Regions from separate parts of the Homo sapiens genome. Here region 1 is linked to region 2. Evidence: read pairs that join two places in POLR2A ChIA-PET (ENCODE). Cell type or tissue: GM12878. All regions are shown on one strand. Links, peaks and the distances in the headings refer to the core of each region. The heading gives the core; the rest is flanking DNA.

The links. ChIA-PET counts read pairs that join two places held together with the same protein. Peaks named below come from ENCODE experiments on the same cell type or tissue, not always from the same donor. Only the 100,000 strongest peaks of a DNase experiment are listed, where the experiment ranks them.
Region 1: POLR2A ChIA-PET joins it to region 2 with 6 read pairs; 3 of 35 experiments call an interaction of 5 or more read pairs at or near these places.

Annotation. Positions count from the first base shown.
Region 1 is chr18:55,084,159-55,100,915 of GRCh38, forward strand. It overlaps LINC03035 (long intergenic non-protein coding RNA 3035), which reads right to left and starts at 1,434. Exons shown (of 2, transcript XR_935478.3): 1 at 663-1,434. In GM12878, for the core only: no CTCF peak of the experiment used is centred there; no DNase peak of the experiment used is centred there.
Region 2 is chr18:55,283,300-55,287,299 of GRCh38, forward strand. The region is part of intron 8 of TCF4 (transcription factor 4); the gene reads right to left. Among named protein-coding and RNA genes, the nearest start is that of LINC01929, 160 kb to the left of the region's middle. In GM12878, for the core only: no CTCF peak of the experiment used is centred there; no DNase peak of the experiment used is centred there; H3K27ac peaks cover 326 bases.

The DNA.
Region 1 (16,757 bases), core at 5,181-9,180, 190 kb before region 2:
TTGTTTTTGTTTTTTGATTTTTTAATAAATGGCAGTCTCCTGCCAGACTGGCCTGGAGGAACACAGTAAATGTTTTTTTTAGCCAATTTCTATGCCAAATGACTAATATTAATATTTTTAACTCATAATAGGATACACTTCATTTCTTGACAAAACTACTTATGAGGAATAGCTCAGTTACTGAGAAAGCCAGATAATTGATATGTTTCTGTCTCTGCCTTGTCATTTCTATAATGGCAGGATAATGAAGTATTATTTAGCTTAACACAATCACTTGAGCTTCTCTATGGTCTTGGAAGGAATAGACACAAGCTAGGAACCTTTTTAAAGTATAATCAGTTTCTTATACAAGATTATATAAATAAAAAGTGGAATTAATTTAAATGACAAGTGACCCATTATTTATCTTCATTATGTCCTAGGACTGGTGGTTCCATGGAAATGAGTCAACCAAGAACATTTCGTTATTATAGAGACTGAGAGAATTTAGAGTAGATCTATATAAAATAATCTTTTAAATAAGATTAGGGTTAAAGTGCATTATGAAGCTTTATATATTTCATAAGACAGTAAAACTCAGTTAAGTGGGAGAAAAAAATAAAAGTAAATAACATTTAATAGGACAAGGATAGTAAGTCAGAGTGGACTTTTCATTGACTCACATGAGGTCTCTGTTTCAACTCCACCATCTGGCATTTTGCATTTGTCTCTCTGCAACATACTTTCTAAAGGAGTGGACTGATTTTTAACCAAATTCAATACCCTCCCTAAGGAAGAGTAATGAGATACAACTCCAATCCCTTTTGCAGCTCAGTTCTTTTCTTGCAACAGCTGATAAAATCCTGTAAAACAATCTTATAAAGAAATTGTACCAATTTGTTTTGCAAATAACTGCTTAATATTAATATTAACAATATTAATATGTGTGTGAAATATTATGTGTATGACTGTGGCTTATTTGCAAATTAGGTTTACTACTGTATCTGTGAACTGGGAATCTCACTTGGAGTAAGTACATTCTGTATTTTAGCAGCCCTTTCCACATGATTAGGGACAAATCTGTTGAAACAAACAAAGAAATAACAACTTTAAAACTTGCCAGACAATTGGAGGAATGTAGATTTCAGCTATGGGACAGGATTCCCAAAGGGTTAGTGATTTCTCCATAACTAGATGATTCTTTATAACTAATGGTTGGGAGAACTAGTGAAAATTAAAGCAGAAAAAGTGAGTTGTACCTATTGGAAAATCAGAGTTTCAAGAAGATAAATAAATGAATGAAAGTACTGGTGATTAATCTATACCAACAACAATGAAGCAATTGATAATGAAACATTTCAGGCTCTTTAACCAAGTTATCAAATAAAATCCTTCTCCAAGAGGTCCATTAGTTAGGATGCAGCCTTCATGTGGTCCAGTGGGATTGTTGAGTGGGAGCATAACTTGTGTTCTCTACAGAGATAGAAATAGTTACACTTTTCAGGTCCAGGGTCATAGCAAAGGAAAGAAATAGTCATCAAACATGTCTTCAAAATGAATGTAAATTCCAGGAAGTGTAAGCTACAAATTGTGAGGCATGAAATTGCAAAGGGAAAGTTACTGCAAGGGAAGAAAGGTGTTGATTGTTCGAGACTATAAACTGCGGTGCAGTCATGTTAATTAGGGGTTTCCACTAAATTTTCTGGGTTATTTTGAAAATGTGCAAATGTGGCACAGTATACCAGTTTGATCTTTTAAACTGAATCCTAGAATTAGAATAGTAAACCCAGTGAACATAATGCATCTGAATTTAATAAAACACCCAAAAGTAAAGTGTTTCCCTAAGATGTGATTCGAAGAATTGGATTGAACTGGGTGGGATGGAGGCCAGTCACAGAAGTGGAACTTTGGCCAGCGGTCCACATGCAGTGGGGAATGTAACCACCCACTGTGAGGAAGTGGGGAACAGCAGAATAGGGTGAAGGGCTGTTTACACCCAAATATTCAGGAGTGGTTTTGAAAGGTTCCAAAAGTATATATATGTAAAATAATTACCCATAGAATGCAAAATGGGAACAGAAAGCTGTTAGTTCCTTAGGGATGGCAACAAATTTACACATTCCTTCTGGACAGGGCTATGGAAAAGATGCAAATTCTATATTTTAACTTAATCTATCCTTAGCCACATCACCCCAGTTCTGTATTCTTTGAGTGCTTCCAACAGCCTATCTTATTATTTATACTTTGAACCATGCCAGTTTACATTTAATATTATTATCTCATATGTATTGAGTGCTTACACATACAGGGCATTTTAAACTTATTTAATACTTACTATAGCACTATGAACTAGGGATTATTATACTTAACTGGTTGAGGAACAGGGGCTTCAAGACATGAACTGTCCACAATCACACAACAGGTACTACTCAAACCCCAGCAGTCAGCCTCCAGAGGCAAGACCCTTACCCAAAACTTCCCCTCATTCTATTATCTCATTATTCCATGTATCTAGTGTTTTTTTTAACATTTAGATAGTAGTAAAATTGTTATCTATCTTGTCCCTGTCCTCTTTCATGTAGGACAAGCCACAGATATTTCAAAAGAACCCTCAGGCAGAATGTATTCTCTTATTAAATGAATGTGAGGGATCTGCCTGCTCTTGAAACCAAGTTCTGGGGTAAGGGGGAGGAAGCAGGCTTGAAGAAGCACCTAACGCTTTCTTAAGCACTGTTGGACTCATCTGTGAAGGGCAAATACCTTCCAGGGATATTGGAAATCCTGTGGGCGTGAAGGGCCGAAAGAGCCAAAGAGGGGATGTGGGCTTAAAAGAGCCTTTGGAATAAAGCTCTTCTCTTCAATAAAACCAACATGACATAAATTGGTTCTTTGGATCAAACTTCAAAATGGAGCATTCAGCAATGTCTCTGATCTTTGTAACATGTTTGAGTTTTCAGCTGTCACTCCGTGTTCAGCTGCTGAGGTCTCCAAATGTGATTGGGTTTTTGCCAGAAAATAATTGTGCAGGTCCATTCATAGCTTCTTTCCAAGTGAGCTCTCTGTTCACAGGAGAGGCATGTTGTTTCTAAATAAAGTCTCCATCTTATTAAATTCTTTAGCCTATGGTTGTTGGTTTTGGGAGGGTTCTTTTTCCTAAGTGGAAAAAAAAAAAACAAAAAACAAAAAAACTCAAGATTTCTAATTCCTAGAAAAAAAATCCTTGCTCCTGACTATCCAGGATTCTGTGCCCATGTTTTCTAGTTGAGACCATGAGGGGAGTTGAAAACCCCCAGATGAGGCTGTTAGCTATAATAGCATTGAATACCTTATTGGCTTTAAATTACTTTTGGAACCAGCTCTAATCAACTTTCCGAGGATAGGCTTTCCTATATTCCTGAAGTTTAAGAACATGTTATTTTACCTAATTTAAGCAAGAATCCCATAAAAGCCAATATGGCAATATGCTCTCCAAATGGTTTATTGACCTCAGCAACTTTGGGATTATCTACATGTTCCAAGAGCCAATAAAATACTGAATAGAGAATATTAAGGTAAACTGATTAGAGAGACAGTGAAATTTTCTTCTACACCCCAAATTATTTCTTTTACAAGTCAACTCCAGAATGTATGAACAGAGATTTATTTCTTCAAAGAAAAAGAATTTTCTAAGTGCAGCTCCCCCCAGGAGGGATTAAAAGGCTTTTAATTGTTATTAATAATAACTTAATGTGAACGAATTGTGGGCAATGGAGAAAGTTCGCGTAGGAAAGAAAAAGAGAAAAGATCCTAATGCATTTCCCTAGCAGTTACGGCAGAGTAGATTATAGGTCTCTTGGAAGATGTGTTTAAGTGGTATTTAAGATGAGAGATAGTAAAAGGTACCACTAAAGGAAAAGCACCAGTAAAATAGGCAATTTGCCTATTGCACAATTTTAGGTCACTCTTCAAACAAGACCATTGGTGTCATTCACTTAACTACCAGGAAGCCTGTATACGTCTACAGTTTCAGTGATGACAACTGCAGAATTTGAAAGTGACCAAAGAAGTTAGGCTATATTTGCTGGTTAATTTGCAAATACTTGAGTGCCCTGCAACACCACAAATTCTAAAGGTGAGTCACAGAGGCTCTGAAGTCAAATCTTGAATAGCCTTGCAATTGCCCATGCAGTGCCAGGCTGGAGTTTCTCCACTAATCAAGGGAGTTGAATGGGAACAGAGCACACTAACGTTTGGCCAAGGTACAAGCATGTTTACTTTATGATTTTATCCACCTCATAGAAAACCTTCCTGAATTTATAAAGGACAGACAGAAGAATTACTGGTAATATCTTCCCTTCCTCATAAATCCATGGATAATCTCCAATTCTATTTTCTTTGGGATGGAGTTCCTGGGTCAAGGGTAATGAATGCAATTAAGGAAATATTCCAACTTCTGAAGCATCCGGAAGAAATAAAAAAGAGCTGAAGAGTCATTTGTTGATTATGTATTTTCTATTTCAATCTTTCTCACATATCCGCCTCTTAGCTCACTCCCTGCCGTTTTAGTGTGGTTATCAAAAGCAGAGTTTGCAGGATTCAAGCCCAGCCAAAGCAAACAGACCAAAAATTTAGGAAATGATTTATCTTAATCCAAGGGTGGTAATCCAATTTATTTGACTCAAGTGCTTTAAATTTCATCAGCTAAACCAGCAGCATTAGAGTTTGTCAAAATGATATTTAGTGAAAGCAGTCCCTGCAGTGTTGGCCACTTGTGAACAGAATGATTTTCATCTTTGAAATACACATGCTATTCTACCTTTTCATGCTTGTGGCTAGCAAGCAAGGCTGGTGATAAAGAGGTTGAAGCCAACTGAGAGAGTTGTCTTTCACTGTAATGTTCTGCATCCCCAGCCCCAACCAGTCACCTCATAAATGTAGTCACTAATGAAAAGGGAGTGAGGGATGGTGGGTGAATTGATGCATGTCTATCTTCAGAAGTAGAAAACTCCCAGGCCAGGGTGCAATGCACTTTCCACAAAGATAGTATAATATTTAAATGGAAGGGGAGATTGCTTGGTCCTTGTCCCTGATATTAAGCAATACGGAATCTATTAAGTATCTTACTTCTCATCCACAATACAGAAAAAAAATTGAGATCGTGTCCCAGATCTTACAGATTGTTCATCTGTTTGTACTTATGGAAAACTACTTTCATGGCTTTGAAAAGTAACAACATAAATAAAGTAGCATCAAATAGGGCAAAACAGCTCTAATTTAGGAATCCATTGACCTGAGTTCTAATACAGCTCTGCCTCTAATTATAGATAGCTTCCATGATTAAGCCCCCTTACTTCTCAGAGTCCAGGTATCAAATAGATTCCTGAAGTCCTCATAATGACACTTCCAGCGTTAATTAAAGCAATTTCTTTATGTTCAATGCATACCACTAGATTTCTATTACTATCATGTTTAAGAAGTCAAATTAATTTCTATGGTGGTCAAAAATACAGAATTTAAGCATTCCCTAGCCCACAATGGCATGGCCAATGGTGCCAGAGCAGTGGTGAATTAATTTGGCTTTATTATTTACCCCCATTCTTCTACACCTTGGCCCATTGGCCAAACCGGTCCACTTCCTGTTTTACTCAATAAAGTTTTATTGGAACACAGCCATGCTCATTCTTTATGGATTGTCTATGGCTGCATTCCCATAACAACAGCAGAGTTAAGTAGTTGCGACAGAGACTGTATGGCCGCAAAGCCAAAAATATTTACCATCTGGTTCTTTGCAGAAAATGTTGGCTGGCCCTGTTCTACACTTTTAAATCTATGTTCACTATCTTTCCATTGGAATATATGCTGCTCCTCTTATTTTTACTTAGACTTTTGGTTTCCTATCTAACCAAGCATATTTGACCTCACCAATGTTTCCAACTCTTTCTAGCATTTTTATCCTAGTTTTCCTTGTTTTCATATTCATTATAGGGTCATCCTTTATTTGTTCATACAATCCTTTTTTTTCAGCCGAGACTCATTTGTCAATTTAATATCAAGCAATGTTCCTCTCTTTTAAACCTTTAAAACCCTCTTGGAAAGTTGGTCCTGATGAAGGATTTTAATGACAATGACTGCTAGTTTAATGCATCCTTAATCTGTGCTGCATTACTTCCTAGGGCATTTGTGATGATAGATTGAAAATTGTTCAGGGTCAGAGACTAGGTCCTTTGTTTGTTACATTACAATACAGAACAGCCTAGAATCCACAGTATTCACAATGATCTGTAAATTACTTTTGCTTTCTGTCGTGAACAGTTCTCCATGAGTTCTCTTACTGGTCCCCAAACTTGGCCTATCCAAAAACATTTTCAGTTCTAAGCAAACACAGTCTTAACACAAGTTTGAATGTGTTGCCTCAAAAATTTGGTAGACTTCTTTTACAGAGCTTTACAGAATAATCATTGTACACAAGTCTATGAAAGAGTCTTGTTCTCAGTTGACAAATGAGGAAACTTTAAAAGTTTTGGTCTTTACTAGGACACTTGGTAACCTCTAGTTTATCAGATGTAATTTGGTCATAAAGCATGACTCATAGCAGCTTTCAATTTGATAAAAGAAGATAACCAAGATTGACTTAAAACATTGCAGAAGAATGCAAATGTAGTTGGAAACATAATCTACCATTGCATCATTCATCACTGTTGTTAGTCTGACTGTCTTGATGCCAAAGATACACACAGTAGTTCCCCCTTATCTGCAGGGGATATGTTCCAAGACCCCCTAGTAAATGCCTGAAACTAAAGATAGTACCAAATCTTATATATACTATATTTCTTCGATCTGGTAACTGAGACAGCTACTAAGTGGCTAATGAGCAGATAGGATACACAGCATGGATCTGCTAAACAAAGTGATGATTCACATCCCAGGCAGAATGGAGTGGGACAGCTCGGGATCTCATCATGCACAATTTAAAACCTATGAATTGCTTATTTCTGGAATTTTCTATTTAATATATGGAGATCGTGTTTGACTGTGGGTAATTGAAACAGTGGAAAGCAAAATCACAGATAAGGGGAGACCACTTGAAAAGAAACAACTTGCTTTTTCTCCAGCATGTTTGAATTTGGTCCTTATGAAATTAGCTTTGGAGCTGTAGACACACTTGAAGTTTTACAAATATTCATTAAAATAGATAGACACATACAAATACCACTGACTCTACAGCTGGAGTTGTATTTCAATCATGGAGATGTTCTTCACAGGTACCTACTTTTTCTCACCTAGTGACAGAAAGGTATGCTTGTTGATGGCGGCAGGTAGTAATTATCTTTGGGAGCAGCACTGATGTATAGGAGGATTGATTCTGTAACTTTGGCCACTGTGACCGAAGGAGCTCAACAGATGATGTGACCAGACTGACTCCAGGGTTTAATAATCAAAGAAAAGATATATTTGATATCTGATATTTTGGGCATTCTCTCACAAAAACAAAAGTTCCTTTTTTTTTTTTTTTTTTTTTTTTTTGAGACAAAGTCTAGCTCTGTTGCCCAGGCTGAAGAATAGTGGCATGATCTCGGCTCACTGCAACCTCTCCACCTCCTGGGCTCAAGCAATTCTCCTGCCTCAGCCTCCTAAGTAGCTGGGACTACAGGTGTGTGCCACCACACTCAGCTAATTTTTGTATTTTTGGTAGAGACAGGGTTTCACCATGTTGGCCAGTCCGGTCTCAAACTCCTGAGCTCAGATGATCTGCCTGCCTTGGCCTTCCAAAGTGCTGAGATTACAGGCATGAGCCACCGTGCCCAACCACAAAAGTTCTTAAAAGTAGAAGTGTAATAGTCACTCCACAGTAGACATAACAAAATTCATTACAAACATCTGAGTGGGGAAAAAGGGGTAAGTAGAGATTAAAAAAAAAGAATAGGGACTGCTGATGTTGTAGAAATATCACAGAGTCTATTACTTGTGAGATATTTTTGCTGTATCTTATCCAACAAAGCAGTTACTGTATAAGTTCGAGAGATAAGAAATTCGAGAGGATATTCAATCCCAATGCCAATCTCTCCTCTACGGAGTCAAAGTGGAGAGTGAGGTAACTCATCTTTATGTGAGCATCCAGAGGCAGCACTGAATATTTGTTTATTAGAAAGTTGTTAGATTTTTCTTTCTCCTTGGTCCAAGTTCCACCATTTATAACTATACACACACACACCCACACACACACTCACACACACACACACACACACTCACACACACACAAAACCCTCCCAATGTTTATGAGTCGGAGGTTTTAGTGAACCTCTGACTTTATGCAGAGCATGGTCATTCATGATACACTGTTTCCACTTCTACTCTGAGCCACAGACTGTGCCAGGTGCTGAGGATATGAAGAAGAATATAGCATAATGCTGATTTCCAAGAGTTCGACACTAATTGCAGAGAAAGCGAACACCTAATTGCAATCAATGGAAGTGCACACAAAGTGCTATGGGTGTATAGAAAGCAGAAAAGATTTCCTGGAAGGTGTCTCAGATAAGCTGCACCTTGAAAGATAATTAGGAATGTACTCACTGGAGAATGCAGTGAAAAGCATTTCTGGACATAAGGAACAGTATGTGCAAGGGCATGGAGACCTAGGAGATGACACCACAAGGTGGAAGGTCAGCAGATGGCTTGAGCTGAGGTATGTGATTAGGAAGACTAAAAGCTAGGACCAACCTCAAGTAAACTGGAATGAATCAGAAAAATAAAAGTCTTTGTGCTTCTCCAAAGAAGTTTTTAATTTTGTCCACCAGACAATAGAGGTCCTTAAGCAGGGATTTACCTTGAACAACTTTACATTTTAGAAAACATTTTTAGGATAAGTAAAGAATATAACTAGAATGTAGAAAACCTAGAGAATGAGTCCAGTGAGAAGACAGACTAGTACAGATGAAGACTGATAGACTATATTGGTGGTGGGCACCAAGCTAGTAAGGAAAGAAGAGAAAAGATTCAAGAGATATTTAGGTAATAGGATCAACTGCAGCTGGGGAAGCACTGGGTGCTGGATGGTAAGGCAGACAGTGAAGCTGAGGATGACCATAGTTTCCATCTGGGGTTACTAAGTCATAGTATAATAAAAATGGGCAATAGAAGAAAGAGGAATGAGGAAAACATTAATTGGTTTGAGGTGTTTTGAGTGAGTTGCCACTTAAGGATGTCCAGTTACAGCTGTCTAGAGTGAGTTGGAAATATGGGTCTATAACCAGCAGAGAAAAGGGTGAATATACTTATTTGAGAATTGACATTGTTTAGTGGTAGCTGAAGTCATCAGAGCAAGTAAGATCCTCAAGGAGCATGTGTAGAGAAAGAATGAGAACAAGGACTGAAAATTACAAATAAATCCCTGAGGACTATGAGCTATTGAGGAAGTGAAAAAAAAAAAAAAAAGAAAAAACAGAAAAAGAGAAGAGAAACATAGGGAACTTTGAAGTAACATATACTGAAGTTAGAGAGGAGAATTTTAGGATAATGTCATCCATTGTCAAGCTGTAAATGATTATATAGTTTAAATGAGACAAATACTGTAAGAAGAAAATTAAGAAGCCATTGGTTTCCACCCACAAAAATTCAGAGCAGATGATAGTGGTGTTAGAATATGATGGGGATTTGGCAGGTGGGGGGCAAGAGCCAGATTGCAGTGAATTGAAGAGGGCAGGAAATATGGGAAAATAGAGACAGGATCTGAAGGCTCTTACATGATTTCCAGGAAGCATGTGTTTTGAGCCATGAATTCAAACACCAAACACACTACCACAAAAGGATGAAACAACAGGTACCAAGTGAAAAGAAAAAGGTCACATAGGAGTTGAGGGCTAGAGGGTAAGCTCTGTGCATCTAGAGGCCATGATTTATGTGGCCTTTGCAGGGCAAGCCTCATGGGTGTGCAACCTGTGCAGTCACACAGGACCATATGTTTAGAAGGGCTCCATGCTTGGTTTAATGTTCTGCTGTCAGTCACCATCTTGAAATTCTTAATGATTTTTGAACAAGACATTCCCATTTTTATTGTGCATGGGGGCCTGCAAATTATGCAGCCAGTCCTGGGCCTCTGAATCTCCTGCTTGGTCCAAAGCAAAACTGATTGGTATATAACTTAGGTGATCTACTGATCCATGGATATGAATATGTTCAAAAATTGAGCTCATTGTCTCTTTTTTATTTGTTACGCTAAGAGTACCCAGACCCAATTTTTCCTTTAACAATGACATAATAATTCATAACATGTCTTGACCAATTACTACATGCAAGACATTGTTCTATATACTTTATACCTGTTAATTTGTGTAATCATTGCAACAATCCCATAAGTAGGTATTATTGTCTCTATAATAGTAGTAGTGGTTTTTATTGTCATAAAAACACCTACTCATTTAAAGATGAACAAATGGAGGCAGAGCATAGTTAAACAACTTATACAATTCAGAAGGGGTCAATCTGGAGTTAAAACCCACACACCTAACTTCCAAGTCTGTGCACTTCACCAAACCCTTTCAGTCTTTATTCCCAACTTTTCATTCATAGTGTTAGATATGTTTTTGTCACCTTTGTCCCTATTTACTTAACATAGTCCACCACCTGAAACCTGCCCTGTAGAGAGCTGCTGCAATGCTGCAGGAAGAAGACATCCTTCTCCACATGAACCTTCAAAGACATCCTGTGTGAGGGCTTAGGGATCCATAACCTATTTAAAAGTCAGTGGTCAGTGCATACATCTCTCCCACATGGGAAATAATAAGAGCATTGTGACGTGGGCACAGAACAAACATGGTCCCATCCTATGGTCTTTTTCCTGTCCCCTTTCCCTTCCCACTACTCACATAGTTGAGTATCACCAGAACCTTTACTCCTCTTCCAGAAGGGTTGAGTTGAGGTTTGCATTTAGCCCATTCCTCATGCATCTGGTTGAACATTTGGTCACTGTTCAGAGAGAGTTGTACAGTGACTTCTCTCTCCCAGCCCTCCTGTTTCCTCAGATGGTTTAAGTAAGTGAGATCACCAGTAAGATTTGCAGCCCGAGTTCTGCTAAGAGGGTCTATCAGCGTGTGTCTTTGACACAAATCACTGCAGATATAAAAGAATAGAGATGGGAGAGTGGACTTTCAACTTTTCTTATCACTGGAAGTTTTTGAGGAAATGAATCTTTGGCAAAACCCAAATATGCAAAACAATAGAGCAGTATTATAGTAAAACAAATTTATTCCTTCAAAGCTTTGTCACTATTTACTCCCTATGAAGTCAGCCAAAGTGGCAATGGGAGAATGTCTAGAAACATAAACACTGTTAGTGTTTGAGTGAAGTTTGTAGATAGCAACGTAAGACTTATTCAGCATCCATGTGATGCTAATCACGTATTTTTAAAAATTCTGGAGCAGCAATTCAAATTTTAAAATGTGGACTTCAGACTATAACAAAAGATCTCAAGTCCATGCGGAGGAGAAAAATGACAAAGTTCCATACTTACAGCTGTCTTTCCGGGAAAGGTAAAAGAACCAAAATGTATTGGACTTGACAAAGTGCTAGGTAAACAAAGCCATGAGGATTAAGGTTTAGGCTCCAGTGATTAGTAGGGAAGTACAGGATAATAAGCACAGCAGGATGTCCCTCAAGGTGCTTCAGACTCCGGCTGTGTTTATTATCCCATATCAGTATGGAAATCTATGCCTGACTACATTTATGGTGTCATTTAGAACTTTAAAATAGGCACTTATTCTCAGAAAAGGGTTACTAAATTATTCACCCTGTAAGGTTTTCTTGATTAGCATAATTCCACCCATTATCTGCCTTATCAAGAATACCTTTCCACTGTAGGGCATGTGCTCCAGAGAGACGTTCAGGGGTACAATTTCATGGCGTCACGTCAATCCTGAGATACCCACCTTTCGCTAACTTGAAAATAAAATCCCCTTTTATAATTTGCAAAGTAAACTTCTCCAGGTTGACACTTTTCCTGTTGAGGAACACAGTGAGGGATAATCTGTATATTCTTCCCCTGGTTTTCTGCCAAATAGTTTACTTTTTTTATGACCTTTGATGTTAACTTTTTACTTTTCAAAAGGAGAATGCATGACTATCAATGGGCAGAGCCTTCATGTGGAATTTGGGATTTTTTTCATAAGTGCTAAGAAGGCTACGTAGAGAAGCAAGTGTGTGTTTAACTAGAAATGGGGTGATCAGAGGGAGAAAGGAGGCCATGGGGGTCTCATCACTTAACACTAATGGTGCCTCTTCCTGGGAGCTTTTGCGTACTCATGCCTTCATTTCTTTATGCTCATCCATGTCTCTTAAGCACGCCAAGAAGTTTCTGAGCCCACACTAGATGGCAGCATGGTTTACTGGTCATGTGGGCAGAGCCAAGGCCCCAGCAGCCTGAGCCCACATGATGCTCATCCTTGCTTTCTCTCTCTCTCTGTCCCTCTGTCTGTCTCTCTGTCTCTCTCTCTCTCTCACATGCACACACGCACACACACGCACACACACACACACACACACACACACATCTTCTAAAGGGTCCTAGCTTTTCCAATGTCATCTGCAACTCTATCTGGCAAAGTGGGTAAGAGTTGGAAAATCCCCCTGCAAATTGAAGCCATCCCTTCCACTGCACTGTCGGTTTGTCCAAACACTGAGAAAGGACTTTAACTTTGTGCAGCCCTGTTCCTAATCGCATCATCTGGATATCTGTGGTTTCACAAGGTGAATGAGGTCGCAGTTGCTTTATGTTTACTTTGTGAACACCAAAAAGGTCCTTTCGGTTCAGTCCACGCAATCTGCACTCTGTGTGTGTTTGAATCCAAATGCTTCTCTTTCAGAATTGAATATTCCATTTTAAAATGCCTTCCAGTTGCACCCAGGTTCAGCGTTCCTGTCTCAAAAGGAATGTGGAACGGGACCTCTACTCAGAAAGGGAGTGCCCATTGCAGTTTCAAGGGCTGAAGTAGGGGAATCTGACCATAGCATTTGAGAGCTGAATGGGAGCTTAGAGTACATCAAAGTCAGTCAATCTCATTTGACAGATAAGGAAACTGAGACCCAGAAATCTTGACTTGCCTAAGGCCACACAGCTCGTTAGAAACAAAGCCAGGACTGGAAAACTGGTTTCCTTATACTCTGTCCAAGGCCTTTCCCATTGCCCCAGTTGTGATTTATAGAAAGTCATAAATATAGAGCAGATGAAACCCCAGAGCCCTCAGAGCCCAGCTGGTTCACCCCCTGCCTACCCCACCCCCAACCAGCTCCATGAACCTCCATCCAGCCACGCTTGGACCCACCCATGTGCTCCATATCTCTGCCGCCAAAGTCCTCCTCCATGGCCAGGAAGGAGGAGGGATAAAGAGAAAGAGAGAATCGATATTCGTTGGGAAATTGGATTGCAGATACAGAAGTACTGAAATATTGCAGTACTTCCCTTGGCATTTCCTCTTGACCAGAGAAGGAAATACCAGAAATCTCATAAGCGAACCAATTTGGGCAATTTTTTTATACTCAGTATTCATACATTTCACATTTTTTTTCTCCAAACCTTTGAGTACTAATTCAAACCGTCCAGCCTCCAGGCCCCCTGGAGATTCACCTATCACTAAATATTGTTGATTTGCAAAACACACGGATTCTTTTTCTAGAACAGGCTCCGCTTTCATAGCTTTCTTCAGACGCTGAGCCTTTTCCCAATTAAGCGATGGCCCAGCTTCTCTCTGGTTAGGATTACAAACAAACACCACCACCCTTCTGCCTGGGCTCCAGTCACCCCTCCCTTCACTTTGACACATGGTTCTTTTGATCTCAACCCCAGACCATAGCAACAGGCTCCTAATTACTCACCAGCCATAAATCATGGCAGTAATGTGCTCCTTGCTAAGGAAAAGTAGTATTGTTGAGCCATCGGAGCCTGGAAAACTGGGTGTGTTTAGTGTTTCCAAAAGCAAAGCAGTCAGGGAAGGAAGGCAGGAAGAGAAAAGATGCTTTAAATGTTTGTAGAAATAGTTGCTTTGATGTTGAGCCCTCTCCCAGAGGAAGTCAAGAGTCTGCAAACTAAGTCTATATTTTTTCATATTTGGAGAGGTAATAAAATCCATAAGCCCTGCTAGAGGCAGGTGTAAGCTGGGCCTCCTAGAGTGAATACAAAGGAGATGTCCAAGTACTCAGAGTAAGCAGCACAAACATGCTTCTTGCTGTCTATCTCTTAATTTTGTTAATTTAATTTTAGTCACTCACTTGCATGGGAAATCTTAGTTCCTTCTTGTCCTTATGGAATAGTGGTTAATCTGGTTAGGTTTGACATTTTCACTGAGAAACTCTCTGGGAATCCCAAATTATTATTATTTATTTTAAGAGACAAGGATCTCCCTAGGTCGTCGAGGCTCGTCTTGAACTCCTGGACTCAAGTGGCCCTCCCACTTCAGCCTCCCTAGTAGCTGGGACTGCAAGTGTGAGCCACTGCACTCCCAAATTATTTTTTAAATTTGACCTGGACCAGGATGTGCTACTGAGTCTACACAAAAACCAATAATTCTAGTAAAACTGGTCAATGTTGGTCTGATCTGGGGACAGGTCACATGAACTCATTATCATCTTGCTAATGAGGTTTCTGGGTTTAATTGAACTGGAAATCATTCTTTTTAAATTTCAGGATGAGAAATACTGTATAAAGGCTAAGAATAACATATGGACATCCTTCCATTGGTCAATTCTCAGAAACAAATACAAAATATTATGGATTTTTTAAAAATTTAATTGTGTTAACGTTAGACATTCTACTTGGCTGTAACATACAGACAACACTGTGCTGGATAAAATTGTGAGATTTGTCTTTATTCAACAAATATTTATTGAAGATCTACTTTGGGCTAAATCCTGGGGTTATGACAGCTAAGAATTCAATAGCAGACAAGATTAATGTTATTTTTGCTTATATGGTACTTACGTCTAGAACAGGGTTGGCAAACATTTTCTGTAAAGGGGAAGATAGTAAATATTTTAGGCTTTGCAGGTCATACAGTCTTTATCACAACTTCTCAACTTTGCCTTTATAATAGGAAAGCAGCCATGGGTAATACATAAAGAATTAGGCATAGCTGTGATGCAATAATACTTTATTTAAAAACACAAGAAGTGGGCCAGATTTGGCCCATGGGCTATTCTTTGCCAACCCTTGCTCTATAAGGAGACACCTTTAAGTTTAGAGAAGAGGAATCACAGAAGGCTATGAAGGGCAACATGCCTAAATTTGTGAGTTCTTGGAAGGCCTTCTAGGTCTAGTGATCACTACGTTAAGACCTCCTGTGTTGGTAAAAGTCAATCCAGGGAAGTGGACTGGGGAAGAATATTTTAAGGATTAGGAATGGCATGTGTCACTATTTGAAGATAAATCACAGTTGGGGAATGGAAAGAAATTCTGGATCACTGGCTTGGGGGTGGCAAAGGTAAGGTGAGGCTCGAGTCTGAAGCCAATTAAAAGGTTTGAGCAAAATAATCGGAGATCAGACACGTACTTCAAAGAGATCACTTTGGCGCTTATATAGCAAATCTGTTCAGGATCTTTCTAGGAACCTCATTCCCTCCATATCCAAATGGCAGCAGAAAATGCTTTACTGCTCTTTCCTTTTACTCCTTCCTCCCTGGGAGCAAAGGTGCTCCCAGAAGCAGCTAAACACAGTTCATGGGAATCTCTTCCCTCAAACATCTATATTTTCATAGGAATTGAAGCCATGGTTTAGTGGGTGAAGGTCTGATGGTGGTATTTTAGGCAGCAGTCCTTGCAAGATAAAGAATTTCGTTGAGGGAGGAGATGAGAGAATTAGAGCAACAGCCCCCGTGAAATCATACCACCCAGTCATTTTTTCACCAAAGCATAAGAATCTGCATATGAGTTCCTTTTGGGTTAAGTTTTCTGATCAAATTATTCAGTTGGACAATTAGCAATAAAGAGATTTTACTTTAATGGTGGGACCAAGGTTAATATCACCAGTAATAGGGCAGACCGATACTGTGAGCTCCACGATAGGATGCACTGAGAAGCATACAACATCATTACTATGATATTCTTACCAAAGATGCATGACCTCATTCTAATCATGAGAAAATATCAGACAAACCCGGATTGAGGAACATTCTACAAATTAAACAGCACGTCTCCAGAGTGTCAAGGTCATGACAGACAGAGAAAGGCCGAGGAACTGTCACTGATTAGAGAAGATCAAGCAGAACTGACAATTAAAAGCAATGTGGTATCCTGGACTGGATCCTGGGATAGAAAAAAAAGACATTAGTGTAAAAACTGGTGAAATCTAAGTCAAGTGTGGTGGCTGTCCCTGTAGTCCCCGCTACTCAAAAGGCTGGCATAGGAGGATGGCTTGAGGCCAGGGGTTTGAGACCAGCCTGGGCAACATAGTGACTTTTCTATAAACAAACAAACAAACAAATAAATAAATAAAACTGGTGAAATCTAAATAAAGTCTGTAGGTTAGTTAATAGTATTGTGCCAATGCAATTATCTTGGTTTTAATAATTATGTTATGGTTATGTAACATGTTAACATCAAGGGAAGCTGTGTGAGAGGTATGCAGGAATTCTGTGCTACTTTTGCAACTTTTTGTAGTCTCAAATTAGATTAAAATAAAGTTTTTTCATAAAAAGAAGTGAATAAACTTCTTATTCAAATAATCTTGTTATATTCTGCCATTCTAGACAGGAAAGACTGTTAATAAGTGTTTCCTTGTCAAGTTATTAATTTCTCCACTAAAAATGAATGATGATTG
Region 2 (4,000 bases), core at 1-4,000:
TATTCTAAATAAAACCTGTGCCTAACAGAAAAGAACAAAAAGCAAGCACAGAAACCAACAAACAAAATGAAACAAAGGTATGCCTCCTACTCTTTTCCTTAAGAAGCTCTCATTTTTACTGGTCTTGGCATATCGGTTTCACTTACGGACATTTTAAAATAATAATGATTACTCATTTGTTTAGGGCCTCTTGTGGAACCACTTTGGTGGCAAGAGTTCCACATACATTATATCTAACCTTCATAATGATCACACAAGGTGGATATTATTAATAGTATCTGCCCTATTTCACAAGGCTGACGTATCATAAGAAGGTCAAGTGTATTGGCCCAAACCAGCTTGGGTCTGACTGCAAATTCCACCATTTATTAACTAGGCAATCTTGGACCAGTTACTTTTAACTCTGGTCCTCAGATTCCTGCTTGTAAAGTGGAAATGACAATGCCTGCTATGCAAAGTTGTTGTGAGAATTAGATGGTATAATGTGTGTAAAGAAACTAGAATGGAACCTGGCACAGATTAATCATACAAAAAACATCAGACATTAGTGCTGAAGTCTTGTTGCCATTGTTTGTATTATTTGGACAAATGTGACTCAGGAATGTTAAGCTGTCTTTCCAGGTTGCACATTTTTCAAGGGGTAAAGCAAGGATGTGAACTGATCATCAAAGTCTATGTTCTTTCCATTAAAAAATAATTCCTTGCTTTTAAAGGGCAAAAAAGGTAAATAAAACCTATTTTAAGCTATTAACATTAGGCTATACTTGGGTCATAGTTTATAGAAATACTCTTGTGGCATCTGATAATGACCTTTTAAGAAAATAAAATATCGGCCAGGAACGGTGGCTCATGCGTGTAATCCCAGCACTTTGGGAGGTTGAGGTGGGTGGATAACGAAGTCAGGAGTTCGAGACCAGCCTGGCCAACATGGTGAAACCCCATCTCCACCAAAGATACAAAAAATTAGCCAGGTGTGGCGGCATGCACCTGTAATCCCAGCTACTCAGGAGGCTGAGGCAGGAGAATTGCTTGAACCTGGGAGAAGGAGGTTGCAGTGAGCCGAGATCGTGCCATTGCACTCCAGCCTGGGCGACAGGGCAAGATTCCGTCTCAAAAAAAAAAAAGAAAAAAGAAAAAAAGATAATGTCATAATGCATGTTATGGTGAAATCAAGTACTTGTTAAGTAACCTGCTTCCTGAAGGGGAAACCTTAAATCTGAAGGAATAAAGAAAAGTGGCTTCATATCACATCACCATGTGTGGTTGGGTGGTAGCCACCTGATTGTCCAGTAGACCTTTACCACTCCTCCACGTTACTACCCCCTGGTGATTCTGCAAGTACCATCTGCATATATACTTTCCAAAGAAAAATCAGTTCAGAATCACTGAAACGTTGTAATTGAGGCTTTCAGACCCTTCAAGAGAGTTACTGTATGTTCCATGGAAAGCAGAAAACAGCAAAGCAGAATGGAGCCACAGACGCCCAAGTACTGGCTGGGCTCATTCAGTGACTCAGGCCTTGGGAGAGTTCACAGATATCCTCAACTGTGACAGTTAAACACTCAAATGCCAAGAGTTTACTGAGTGCCACTGATGTCCACAGAACTACCCATGTACTTTGATGCTTCTCTCAGCATCTACTGGGGAAATATACTTGTAGGTGATTAGCTTACTACTCAAGAAGCTGGGTTGGACCCTCAACTCTTAATATTTTTTGAAGGACATAGGCCTCAGTAAGAAAAATGAATGGTTCCAGTGCAGTGATACGTCCATATTCAGAAGAGATAAGATGGACCCTGTAACTGTCCTATGTGACCAAGATAAAGACATTGCTAACTAATCCATAAAGCAAGGAGAAGATGTACTCAGAAGACACAGCATCCGGACAGTACATACACAGATTTGGCAGATTACTAGAAATCACCCAGCTCTGGAGTCTGACCAATTAGGTTCAAATTCCAGCTCTCACAATTCCTTGCGAGGACATAACAAAGCAATTTATCTCTCAGAACTTCAGTTATCTTATTTGTCAAATGAACCATTCTTGTGAGGATTAGGGATAATATATGTCAAACATAATTCTTAATCTGTCATGGGCCCTCAATAAATGGGATTATTAATTCTATCTCATAAGAGGTACTCATTGCTTATAATTATTTTTAACAATGGGTCTAGAAAGCTGCTGTCCAATCAGTAGCCATTAGTAATATGTAGTTATTTGAATTAAACTCAACCAAAGTTAAATAAAATTAAATGTTCTGTCCCTCAGTCACAGTAGCCATATTTCAAGTTCTCAACAGCACATACAGTCACTAGTTACCATACTGAACATCACCAACACAGGACTTTCTCATCATCACAAAAAGGTCTACCGGGGAGTCCCAGTGTAGAGTCATGTTCATCCATGAGGAAGGCACTGGGCCATGTTTGCCACTCGCCGTCAGGACAGCTATCACAGTAAGCCTAGCTCATGTAAGACTTGCTGTTGCTTTAGGCTGGGAAAGCAGGAACTCTTCTGGAGTGCTAGTGGGAGGGGCAAGTTCTAGGTATCCCTGCTACCTGGCATATAACTGCTGTTCAATAAATGTTGATTGTAATGAATGGCAGGATACTGGTATCTTAGCTTTATTTATTATATTTAGAGTCCTGAGTACTATTGCATATTTCTTAAAGTCTTTTTTTCTAACCATCTGCCAAAATACTTGCAAGTTGTGCCAAACAACACACCATGGAAGAGTATCTATGACCCCAGGTTTCTGGATATGCAGGAAATAAAAGGAAGAAACTCTTAATCCGCAATTTAGTCCTTGGCCTCTAGTGTTTTTGACAAACGAATTACAGTTAGACATGGTGTGATCACTTTTTATGGACAATAAAAGCTGAATATGTTTTTAGCTTTTTTGCTGTAGTTTTTACAATACTGATAATTGTAATTATCAGTATAATTGGGTCTCTCTATTCTATATTCTTTGTTTTTAGTACTATTTGTCAAAATCTTTTTCTACCTTTTTTTTTTTTTCAGATGTTCCTTTCTCTTTCATGTTACTTTCACATCTACTGCCCTCTGTCTTGCCTCTTGGCGTCATCTTTTTAAAGCTCGAATGAGTTCAACTTCATTTTGTAAAGGAGTCAAAGGAAGAGGTGAAAGGACTTACGCCAGGGCCTGGACAGAGCCCAGGCTCCTGACTTCTCTGCCAGTTCTCTTAGCATTCTCCTTCCTAAAGTCTTTCCTAAGTAGCTAACTTAAAGATTCCAATGGGCAGTCAAACAGCATGAGAGATTAGTCAAGAAATGGAAGAAGTAGAGTTGTGTAATGCACTGTAAGGCGTCAAGGCAGTTAATCATACTCAAAGGCACAAGACAGTGCAGGTGAACAGTCCAAGACTGCAAACAACCAAAAACCAAACCAAACCACAGGATTAAAGCTCATTCACCTCACATATTTTCAGTATTATCAAGTCAAGGAATATTTACTAATGGAGGAAGAAGAATCCTCCTTCACGTCCAAGTGATGGTTAAAGGGCGATCTCCATTATCACATAAATAGGAAATGTGCTTAGAAATAACACATATATGTCTTCAGTATGCTGACAAATAAGAGGGTATTTCTTATAAGTGGAAACATTTCACTGGTGTAAGCTGTTAAAATTGTGACACTTTTATTCTATCTAAATCAGTTGGAGTATTTAAAAGAATTAACTAAATAGTTCTAAGTGCCCCAAAACAATTCATGGTAAGAAGAGTTTTACTCCTCAAATTCTCTTTATTGGTAGTCTGAAAAAAAAAGAGTATTTCACAACTATCAAAAAGTGTAAAATGTACCACTTATGTGTATGATATTCATATTTCATTTTTACTAACTGAGCAATGACCCATCTTCCGTCTACCAGAATGCACCACAAAAATCTATGAAAAAGAATATATGTATTTCCCCAAAAAGAAATTCCCTGAGCATGTTAATATATTTAGAACACAAACCACTTCAAGTATACATCCATAT